Linked DNA regions of Homo sapiens: region 2 is linked to region 1. Evidence: read pairs that join two places in POLR2A ChIA-PET (ENCODE). Cell type or tissue: HepG2. All regions are shown on one strand. Region 1 overlaps TERF2 (telomeric repeat binding factor 2). Region 2 overlaps VAC14 (VAC14 component of PIKFYVE complex).

Evidence for each region. ChIA-PET counts read pairs that join two places held together with the same protein. Peaks named below come from ENCODE experiments on the same cell type or tissue, not always from the same donor. Only the 100,000 strongest peaks of a DNase experiment are listed, where the experiment ranks them.
Region 2: POLR2A ChIA-PET joins it to region 1 with 8 read pairs; 1 of 35 experiments calls an interaction of 5 or more read pairs at or near these places.

The regions. Positions count from the first base shown.
Region 1 is chr16:69,375,830-69,378,329 of GRCh38, reverse strand. The region is part of intron 3 of TERF2 (telomeric repeat binding factor 2); the gene reads left to right. Among named protein-coding and RNA genes, the nearest start is that of TERF2, 8.9 kb to the left of the region's middle. In HepG2, no CTCF peak of the experiment used is centred here; DNase peaks (open chromatin) are centred at 59 and 1,509.
Region 2 is chr16:70,710,356-70,712,855 of GRCh38, reverse strand. All of the region lies in intron 14 of VAC14 (VAC14 component of PIKFYVE complex), which reads left to right. Among named protein-coding and RNA genes, the nearest start is that of MTSS2, 26 kb to the right of the region's middle. In HepG2, a CTCF peak has its summit at 938; a DNase peak (open chromatin) is centred at 1,275.

The sequences.
Region 1 (2,500 bases):
TCCCCAGAACATGGAACAAATTCCATAGCCTTCCACTGTCTGTCCTGCTGCTTGGCCCTGGGTGCAGATGCAGTTAGTGTGTGACAGAGTGGGGAAACCAAAGTCCAGGAATGCAAGGCTGCTTCAGTATTTGAAAATCAATCAGTGTAGTCCACCATATTAAGAGAAAAACCATATGATCATATAAATTGATGCTGAAATTCACAGAATTCAACATTAGTTCATGATAAAAACACTCAGCAAACTAGGAATGAAGGGAACTTCCTCAACCTGATAAAAGGTGTCTACAAAAAGCCCACAGCTAACATTCTTAATGGTAAAAATTGGAATGCTCACCACTTGTATTCAACATCATACCGGAAGACCTAACCAGTGCAATAAGGCAAGGGGGAAAAAGCATACAGAATGGAGAGGAAATAATAAAATTACTTCTTTTTGCAGATGGCAGGACTATGTAGAAATCTCATGAAGTATACAAAAAAAAAAATCCTGTAAGTTTAGCAAGATCAACACAAAAATCAGTCATACATCACATGAAAACAGCATTTTAAAGTAAAAAAAGAAAAGTCAGTCATATTTCCATATACTAGCAGTGAACAATTCAAAATGAAATTACCAACACAATGCCATTTACAATGGCTTCAGAACAGAAAGAAATACGTGTAAGTCTAGCAAAATGTGAAGGAACTGTATATGGAAAATTGTAAAATGCTGATGAAAGAGATTAAGGCCAGGCAGCACTTTGGGAGGCTGAGGCAGGCGGATTATGAGGTCAAGAGATCGAGACCATCCTGGCCAACACGGTGAAACCCCATCTCTACTAAAAATACAAAAATTAGCTGGGCATGGTGGCATGCGCCTGTAGTCCCAGCTACTTGGGAGGTTGAGGCAGGAGAATCTCTTGAACCTGCGAGGTGGAGGTTGCAGTGAGCTGAGATTGCAGCAGTGCACTCCAGTCTGGTGACAGAGCAAGACTCCATCTCAAAAAAGAAAAAAAATTAAGACTGAATGTTCATGTTCATGGATTGGAAGACATAAATTAAGTTGCCACTTAGCTCCCGTTGATCTATAGAGTTAATACAATTCCAGTCACAATCTCAACAGGATTTTTTCTTTTTTTTTTTTTTGAGATGGAGTCTTGCTCTGTTGCCCAGGCTGGAGTGCAGTGGCACAATCTCAGCTCACTGCAACCTCCGTCTCCTAGGTTTAAGCGATTCTCATGCCTCAGCCTCCTGAGGAGCTGAAATTACAGGCATGTGCCACCGCACCTGGCTAATTTTTGTGTGTTTTTAGTAGAGATAGGGTTTCACCATGTTGGCCAGACTGGTCTCAAACTCCCAACCTCAGGCAATCCGCCTGCGTCGGCCTCCCAGAGTGCTGGGATTACAGACGTGAGCCATCGCACCCAGCCTAGCGGGATTTTCTTTCTTTTCTTTGTCTTTTTCTCAGTTTTTTTTTTTTTTTTTCAATGTGACAAGGTCTCGCTCTGTCACCCGGGCTGGAATGCAGTGGCATAATCATGGCTCACTGCAGCCTTGACCTCCTGGGCTCAGGTGCTCTTCCCACTTTACCCTCTTGAATAGCTGGAACCACAAGCATGTGCCACCTTGCCTGGCTAATTTTTTTTTTTTTTTTTTTGGTAAAGATGGGGTCTCCCTGTGTTCCCATATTGCACAGTCTGGTCTTGAACTCCTGGGCTCAAGTGACGCTCCCACCTCAACCTTCCAAAGTGCTGAGATTGCAGATTTGAGCCACCCTATCTGGCCTCAGCAGGATTTTCTATAGATACAGACTGGCTAATTCTAAAACATATGGAAAAGCAAAGGAATTTAAATAACCAAAAAGTGTTATATTGAAAGAAAAATTTGGATTCATACTACCCAATTTTAAGAATTATGAGAAAGTTACAGTAATTACGACTATAGAGATTAGTAGAACAGAAGAGAGCATCTAAAAACAGACCCACACAAATATGACTGATTGATTTTTGACAAAGATGTGAAGGCTATTCAATGGGAAAAGGATGGTCTTTTCAACAAATGGTATTGAAACAATTGAATGTCCATATGCAGAAATGAACTTTGACCATAAGCTCACATCTTGTACAAAAATTAACTCAAAATTATAATCTAAATGTAAAATGTGAAACCATAAAACTTAGAGGAAACATGAAGGAATCTTTATGTCCTGGAGTTAGGCAAAAAAATCTTAGATAATAATTTAAAAACATCCATAAGAAGAAAAATTGATGAATAGGACTTAATCAAAATTTTAAACTTTTGCTCTGAGAAAAACACTGTTAAGAGAATGGAAAAGCAATCGACAGGTTGGGAGAAAATATTTACAAATCACACCTGACAAAGAACTGGTATCTAGAGTATATGAAGAGCTCTCAAAAGAAACAAGTCTATACAACCCTAGTTTTAAATGGGCAAAAAGCTCACCCAAAATAATGTAGATGGTAAAAAAAAATTACATGAAAAGATGTTCAACATCATTT
Region 2 (2,500 bases), 1.3 Mb before region 1:
GAGTCCAAGAGAAGCACACAGAGGATTCTCAATACTTTATTTTCTGTTTAGAAATATTAAACCACATACAATAAAAACTGAAATAATGCAGAATGGTATAGCAGTAAATGGGAAAGACCCCTGACCACCTGCCACCTCCTCCCTCAGAAGTAGCCTCTGGGTCTCAGCTTGGTGTGTTTCCTTCTGCAGCCCTTTCTGTGCATTTATCAGCATGAGGCTCGGTCTGGTGCTGGTTTGGCAGCAGTGGTCTCTGGACTCGGAGAGCTCTGCAGCTTGCCCAGGTCCACCGCCTTCACTGTCTTTGTGCAGAACACATCTCCCTCCGGATCCTGAGCCCGGCTAGACACTGCCTCTACGCTCCCAGCCTGAGCCCAATGGCTCAGGGTCACTGTCCCTCCCCACGGAGGCTGCCATATCCCAGTATTAAATCTGTCCACCCGCCTTTCTCTGTCGGTGGTTACCTCGTGTCTTTGCTCAGAGGGGCAGTGGCGTGATCCTGGTGGGGAGTGGAGGGAGCAGGCCTCTTGCCCACCAGCGCAAGTTCTGCTATAGGGCGCCTCGCCTGTAACCCAGAGCTAGGACTAAGACATGTCCCCTCGGGTGACTTCCAAGGACGCCTCATGTCTGGGGCCCTCTTATTTCTCACGCGTTTAATCCAGGGAAGATTTCCTGGGCTGGCAGGGAACATGTGGATGAAAAGCCTATTTCATCCGTCTTAAAATTCTCTGAAAATGGCTGATCACAAAAGGAATTTTTTCAGCCTCCCGGGAGGGGGTGGGGGAGGGTACAAATAGGAGAACCCCTCCCCTTCCATTTGGCCGAGAATAACTGAAGGAGCCCCCTCCCAGCCATGCTGTGGCCCACCACTACGGCTGTGGCACCTCCATCCTCCCAGTCCTTTGAGACTCTGATCTTTTTACCGGCCTCTCAGAGGCCGCCGTGAGGCTGCTCTGATATTTGCTCTTTGTTACCACTGGTGAGTATTCATGTTTAACTTCTCGTCCTGTTTCCTGACACTTATCTCAGTGCTCTTTAAGTGGGCACTTATAAAGCCTAGAGAAAGCCATCTCAGTTCATAAAATTTCACAAAACCCCTGGACTAAAGATGTGAAGACAAGAAAGGCACTCATGGCTCTAGCTCCTAATCACAGCCAGAAAGGCAGGAATGGCCCGTGCCCAGGGCAGCAGCTGTGAGCTGTGCTTCCTCTTGGGGTGCTGGGGCTATGCAGGTGGGCCAGGCCACATGGCTGTCAGGAGGCCAGGGAGAGTCCAAGCACAGGTCTTGCCCAAGAGCTGACCTCTTTATCTTTCTGTTTGAACAGAGGAGGCCAGGGCTGTGCACAGCAGGCTCGGGACCGTGAAGGTAGAGACCAGCAGGGAAACAGTGAAATGCCAAGCAGAAACGTAAACCAGGACCCAGACTCTGCACAGGTGGGGGTGGGGCCTCAAGAAGGCAAGTGTCAGGGCCTTCCGCCTAGAGCTCCAAGGCCGAGCCAGGCCCTGCTGCCACCCATCCTCTCAGACTCCTGCCAGAGTCTCCTCCTTCCCTCAGGAGGGCATGGCCATGCCTGAAGCGATCAGGCCTGGTGAGGCAGTTGCAGGCAGCAGGTCTCTGGCCGCCCCGGAAGCTTGTTGAGAGTACAGATCGTGGACCTCCTGGAGGTGAGGCCCGCACGTGGTCCATGCATACAGCCAGGCTCTGGGGTTCCTCAGTTAGGGTATTCCTGGCTTGAGGGACCCTCTTTGTTCTAGAGGGTAAATGCGCAGCCTTCTGGGTGGATGAGGACACTGATGGGACAGGGGCTGGCGGCTCCCCGCTGAGGGACGTGGAGCTGAAGCCATGCGCATGGCGCCCAGGGCAGAGCACTCGAGGTGCCCCCAGAAACCAGAATGGCAGCCCCTGGCCGGAACTCCTTCAGAGCGCAGGAGGTCCTTTGAAGGAAAGTTGCCACGGGAACACGAGAGACTAGTGAATCACTGTAATCACCCAGGGCCCATGACCAGGAGGACAGCCCATCTGGTTAAATAATTTGGGGGAGGGAAATGTTGACACGGGGCTATGGCCATATGAACACTGGGGCTGCTGGACCCAAGTTGGGTCCGTGGCTTCAAGGCCAGAGGGGCCGAGTGTGGGCCCTGCCGAGGCCTCCGTGTCTTGGTCCAGCACCGACGAGGCAGAAGGGGAGGCTCACCATCTGTAAACTGTGGAATACGCAGCAGCTGGAGTGCTCCCTGGCCTGGAACAAAGGGACTAGTTTGGGAATCGTCGCCTGAAGTAAAGGAAAACAAACAGCTTGGTGATCAGAACACGGGCAAGGGGCGTCGCCAGACATTGTTGGGGCCGGAGTAGCTCTGGCCACCTTACTCGGGTCCCAGCACTGCTGTCCCTCACCCGCCTCATTCCTCACAAGTCCCCCTGCGGTTTGCAGGGGAAAATGGCAGAGATGCAGGGATGCCTTTCCATTACCCGTCCCAAGACAGACTCAATCTCCGAGGACCC